2 separate regions of the Homo sapiens genome follow, and region 2 is linked to region 1. A link is a loop called in an ENCODE intact Hi-C map of the cell type or tissue named here. Cell type or tissue: heart right ventricle. All regions are shown on one strand. Links, peaks and the distances in the headings refer to the core of each region. The heading gives the core; the rest is flanking DNA. Region 1 overlaps ADAT1 (adenosine deaminase tRNA specific 1). Region 2 has its middle 19 kb from the start of CHST5.

The links. A loop is a pair of places that touch in the nucleus more often than their neighbours do. Peaks named below come from ENCODE experiments on the same cell type or tissue, not always from the same donor. Only the 100,000 strongest peaks of a DNase experiment are listed, where the experiment ranks them.
Region 2: a loop joins it to region 1, with 2.0 times the contacts of the local background. A loop is called at or near these places in 35 of 110 quality-filtered maps.

Annotation. Positions count from the first base shown.
Region 1 is chr16:75,613,307-75,616,209 of GRCh38, reverse strand. All of the region lies in intron 5 of ADAT1 (adenosine deaminase tRNA specific 1), which reads left to right. Among named protein-coding and RNA genes, the nearest start is that of ADAT1, 8.5 kb to the left of the region's middle. In heart right ventricle, for the core only: no CTCF peak of the experiment used is centred there; no DNase peak of the experiment used is centred there.
Region 2 is chr16:75,516,029-75,518,931 of GRCh38, reverse strand. No RefSeq gene overlaps it. Among named protein-coding and RNA genes, the nearest start is that of CHST5, 19 kb to the left of the region's middle. RefSeq lists a silencer at 1,709-2,148. In heart right ventricle, for the core only: a CTCF peak has its summit at 1,374 (motif pointing right); DNase peaks (open chromatin) are centred at 1,501 and 2,201; H3K4me3 peaks cover 1,663 bases; H3K27ac peaks cover 1,711 bases.

The DNA of each region.
Region 1 (2,903 bases), core at 210-2,709:
ATGGAGAAACCCCATTTCTACTAAATATACAAAATTAGCTGGGCATGGTGGTGCATGCCTGTAATCCCAGCTACTCGGGAGGCTGAGGCAGGAGAATCATTTGAACCCGGGAGGCAGAAGTTGCAGTGAGCCGAGATTGCGCCGTTGCACTCCAGCCTGGATGACCCGGCAAGACTCAGTCAAAAAGAAGGGAAAAAAAAAAAAAGAGAGAGAAGAAAGAAAGAGTATGAGAAAAGAGTTTTAAGAGTCAAAGCCCAGAAAAATGACAGGTAGGCAGCACTCATCCTTGCTCTTTTCTTAGCCGTAAGGGCCCTAGTCCAAGGCCCAAAGGTTGTTTCCTAATCAGCTCCTCTCAAGCTGTAATATGCACATGAATCTCCTGAAGAACATGCAGATTGAGATTCATTAGGTCTGGAGTGGGGCCTGAGGTTCTGCATTTCTAGCCAACTCCCAAGGCATGCCAGCAGTGTGGGTCCATAGACCACACATTGAGTAGCTAGGACCGGGGTGATCCCAGTGACAGCTATAGCCTTATTGTGGAGAAAGAAGCATCTGAGGATCACAGCCTGATGGCCTAATCCAAACTTGTCTAACCCACGGCCTGCCTGGCTACATGCAGCCCAGGACAGCTTTGAATGTGGCCCAAGACAAATTCTTAAACTTTCTTAAAACATTATGAGATTTTTCTTGCGATTTTTTTTTTTTTTTTTTTTTTTTTTTTTTTTTTTTAGCTCATCAACTATCGTTTGCGTTCGTGTATTTTGTGTGTGGCCCAAGACAATTTTTATTCTTCCAATGTGGCCCAGGGAAGCCAAAATACTGGACACTTATGTAGTTTGATTATGCCCTTATCAAACTCCTTAAGTCAGTGGTCAACAAACAGGTACTGATCTGTGAGAACAGTCCCTGAAAAAAACCAAGAAAGCTCAAGACTATGTAGTGAATTTTGCAAAACTAATTTCTTTCACTTTAAAGGAAATGAGAGTTTTTTTTTAAGTGATGGCGATTGAATTTTTTTTTTTTTTCTCGATCTCGGCTCATTGCAATCTCCACCTCCCGGGTCCAGGCGATTCTCCTGCCTTGGCCTCCCAAGTAGGTGGGAATATAGGCATGCGCCACCACGCCCGGCTAATTTTTTTGTATTTTTAGTAGAAACAGGGTTTCACCACATTGGCCAGGCTGGTCTCGAACTCCTGACCTCAAGTGATTCGCCCACCTCGGCCTCCCAAAGTGCTGAGATTACAGGCATGAACCACTGCGCCTGGCCGGTAATTGAGATTTTTAAAGATCTTCCTTGATGGAATAAAAAGTTGGCAACCCTCTGTTCATCTTAAAAATCTTCAGGAAATTTTGCTGGTAATCTTTTAAAATGTGATGTCCTCCCATGGTTTGTCTGCAGAGAGAGAGAACATTACCTAGAGAATGTGCCTCTCTGGCTCCCTTGGTATTTACATCCTATGAGTAATTAATAATTTGTTGGCTGGGTTAGCTACTTCAGGCTCTTATGAGTTTTATTAGCATGAGTCAGGCTCTTGCATTCAGGCATTCTGTCAAGATCCAATTTCCAAGCCTGCAGAGTGGGAGATGGACCCTGGTGAGTTCTCCAAAGTCACTGTGACCTTGTGAGGTCTCTGGAAGTCAGCCAGCCAACCTCTCCAGATGTATTCCCACTTCTGTATCTCTTGCCTTTCCCACTCTTGAGTTATAAAGATTACAGATGTATTATTTATACACTTTAGAAAAGCAACACTCATCAGGTTAGTGTTTGAAGAAATCTTTCGCTTCTCAAGGGAGAGCTGTGGTTCTTACTGACCTCTAGTTTTCTTCTGTTTCCTGTAAGGACAGAGGAGGTCAGAAATCTCTAAACCAGCAAGAGGAAACACTGGAAATTTTGGAAACATTGGTTTAGACTAGGTGTGTAATTTACTTTAGAGTCTTTACTGTGGGGCCATGCATCATAAAATCTCCAAGATGGGGAAATTCTGAGCAATGGTTGCCAAATTTCTTTTCCTTTTTTTTTGAGATGGAATCTCCCTCTGTCACCCAGGCTGGAGTGCAGTGGCGCATTCTTGGCTCACTGCAACCTCCACCTCCTGGATTCAAGCGATTGTTCTGCCTTAGCCTCCCGAGTAGCTGGGACTACAGGTGCGCGCCACCACACCCGGCTAATTTTTGTATTCTTAGTAGAGACAGGGTTTCACCATATTGGCCAGGCTGGTCTCGAACTCCTCACCTCGTGATCCGCCCACCTCGGCCTCCCAAAGTGCTGGGATTACAGGCATGAGCCACCGCACCCTGCCTGCCAAATTTCTTTATGAAATAAACCACCCACTTTTGTTTTCCAAAGCATCTTAGGGAATAGCATTTCACAAAATGCACTTGGGAAACCTTGTTCATTCTAAGCCAGTGGTTCTCAGTTTGGAAAGTTTTGCTCCCCAGGAGACTTTTGGCAACATCTGGAGACATTCTTTATTTTCATACTGGGACTGGTAGTCCTATTGGCATTTAGTAGGTAGAGACCAGGTATGCTGCTAAATATTCCGTAATGTACAGGACAGCCGCCACAGCAAACAGTGATACAGTCCAAAGTGTCATTAGTGGCCGGGCACGCTGGCTCACACCTGTAATCCCAGCACTTTGGGAGGCCAAGGTGGGCGGATCACTCGAGGTCAGGAGTCACTTGAGGTCAAGACCAGCCTGGCCAACATGGTGAAACCTCGTCTCTACTAAAAATACAAACATTAGCCAGTCGTGGTGATGTGTGCATGTAATTCCAGCTACTCGGGAGGCTGAAGCAGGAGAATGACTTGAACCCAGGAGGTAGAGATTGCAGTGAGCAGAGATCACCCCACTGCACTCCAGCCTGGGCAACAGAGCCAGACTGCATGTCAAAAAAATGTCAT
Region 2 (2,903 bases), core at 216-2,715, 97 kb after region 1:
CTGCCTCAGCCTCCTGAGTAGCTGGGACTACAGGCGCGCACCACTACGCCCAGCTAATTTTTGTATTTTTAGTAGAGAGGAGATTTCACCACGTAGGCCAGGCTAGTCTCGAACTCCTGACCTCAAGTGATACACCAGCTTCGGCCTCCCAAAGTGCTGGGATTACAGGTATGAGCCACTGCGCCCAGCCGAGACCCCATTCTTAGACACACACACACACACACACACACACACACATGAGAGAGAGAGACAGTGAGAGAGAGAATTAGAGAATTAGCTGGTCATGGTGGTGCATGCCTGTAATCCCAGCTACTCAGGACGCTGAGGAATGAGAATTGCTTGAGGCAGAGGCTGCAGTGAGCCAAGATCGTGCCACTGCACTCCAGCCTGGGCGACAGAGCTAGACCCTGTCTCAAAACAACAACAAAAAACAACTACTTTGCACTGTACAGAGACTATATATCCACAGGCCAACCTCCCTCCCATTCCGGTCCCACACCAGCCTTTTAATAGGTTTTTTACAAGGCCGGGCGCGGTGGCTCACGCCTGTAATCCCAGCACTTTGGGAGGCCGAGGCGGGCGGATCACAAGGTCAGGAGATCGAGACCATCCTGGCTAACATGGTGAAAGCCCGTCTCTACTAAAAAAAAAAAAAAAAAAAAAAATACAAAAAATTAACCGGGCCTGGTGGCAGGCGCCAGTAGTCCCAGCTACTTGGGAGGCTGAGGCAGGAGAACGGCGTGAACCCGGGAGGCGGAGCTTACAGTGAGCCGAGATCGCACCACTGCACTCCAGCCTGGGCGACAGAGCAAGACTCCGTCTCAAAAAAAAAAATAGGCTTTTTACTATCCGGTTTAAATAGAGAATTTTTTTTTGCTTGTTTTTTGTTTTCTCTCTTTTTTTTTTTTTTTTTTTGTTTTTTGAGACAGAGTCTCACTCTGTCGCCCAGGCTGGAGTGCAGGGGCCCGATCTCGGCTCACTGCAACCTCCTCCTCCCGGATTCAAGCGATTCTCCTGCCTCAGCCTCCCGACTAGCTAGGATACAGGCGCGCACCACCACGCCCGGCTAATTTTTGTATTTTTGGAAGAGACGGGGTGTCACCATGTTGGCCAGGATGGTCTCAAACTCCTGACCTCAAGTGATCCGCCCGCCTCGGCCTCCCCCCAGAGTGCTGGGAGTACAGGCGTGAGCCACCGCACCCGGCCTGAGAATGTTCGTATTCTACTCATGAAGACTTCGTAAATATTGGGGTCCAGACCTAGATACTACAACGTTACAAATCTGTTCTGATCACTGCTTTGCCAGATCCCTGGTAAATCCACAGCTCTGGCCGGGGGCGGGGGGGCCGCATGCAATTCCCTTCTTTCCTACAGGGGGCGCTGCAGAGAAGGGCAGAGCAGAGCGCGCAGTTCGCGGGCAGGGGCCGCTTCTCCAGGATAGCGCGCGTCCGAGGGGGTGGGTCTGTGCTAGCCCTGCGCAACCTCAGGGGCGGGAACAACTCTGGCTCTGCCCCCGCCGGCTGGAGCGCCTTCTCATTGGAGGAGGGAACGGTCACTTGGCAGCGCCGTTGGGATTGGAGGAAGAGGGTCTCGGGTGGAGTGACGCTGAGGCGGCGAGGGGGCTGGTGGCTGGCCGCTGCTGCCCTTCGGTAGCTGGTCCCTTAACTCAGTGGTGAATGGCGACCGGATGGAGCTCTAGGGAAGCGACAGCAGCGGCGGGTGGGCCGGGTTATGGGCGCCCCGAGTCCGGGCGGCGTCCCCGGTGTGCCGCTGACCTGCTGGGTGGGCGCTGTCCTCCCGGAGGGGGGTCCCTTTGCTCTCCCGGACCCCTTTACCCGTCACTTCCTCGCCGGTCCCTGAGGCAGGTCCCCGGAGCCCCGCTGGGCGTGAGGTGCAGGGAGCGGCCGCAGGTGGACCCGGGGCTGGAGGGCGCTCGGCCACCACCCGAGCGGGTCTTGGCCTTGAGCTTCCGAGCGCCTCAGGTTCAGAGCTGCACCCCACGAGCCCGGGAGGCGGTGGTCCGCGCCCTGCCTGGGTTGCCCCACGGCGCCCGGCCTCCTTCGAGGGGCCTCGGAGCGGCCCGGCCCGGCCCGGCTGAGGAGTCAGAGCTCGCGCTCCCCTTGCCCGGGAGCTGCAGCCCGGCTCCTCCGTGCGGGCGCTCGTTCGCTGATCGCGGGCACCTCGGGCCAAATCCACCCCCTCCGAGACCCGCTCCGCTTTCTAGGAGTCTCTTTCCCAGACCTGGTGCCACCTGTTGCTGGGTCTCCCACTAAGCCTTCGAGATCTTTGGCATAGCTTCCTTTGAACTCTTCCTCCCCGCTGCGGCTTGAGCTGGGCCTGCTAGGAGGGTTGCTCAGAATTCCAATGCCAGAAAGAACGCTCCGTGCCCTGAAAGCTGGAGGGAGGAGAGAGGACTTCACCTGGGAAGGAGGAGAAAAGCTTTGAGGGGAGGCACAGTTATTTGTGTGGTCCTTGAAAGGCAAGAAGACTGGGGCCCGTGGCCCTGAAAGGGGAGGTGGGGCTCCCAGCAGAGGGGACTGAGGTCTTCATAAACAATGAGGGACCAGAGCAGAGGGAAGGAGGACGAGATTCCAGACTCTAGTTCCAAACAAGGCACCTGTGATTTCTCATCCCCTGGGCAGTGACTGCCAGGCGCCCTTCAGCGGACACCTGGGACTTGCAGTGTTATGTGCCCAGGGATTTTCCTGGACGGGATTGTGAAGTAGCGGGTAAGGTCATCAGGCAGGTTGGGGTCAGATGCAGATGTTCGCTTGTGGTCATTCCTGAAATGAGAATCTGGCAGCTCACGTTATTTCAGAAGGTGCTAGGATCACTTTTGACAGTGATACCAAAAAATTGATGGTATTCTGGTGACCCTGTGTGAAAAATGAAATGTTCGTGCA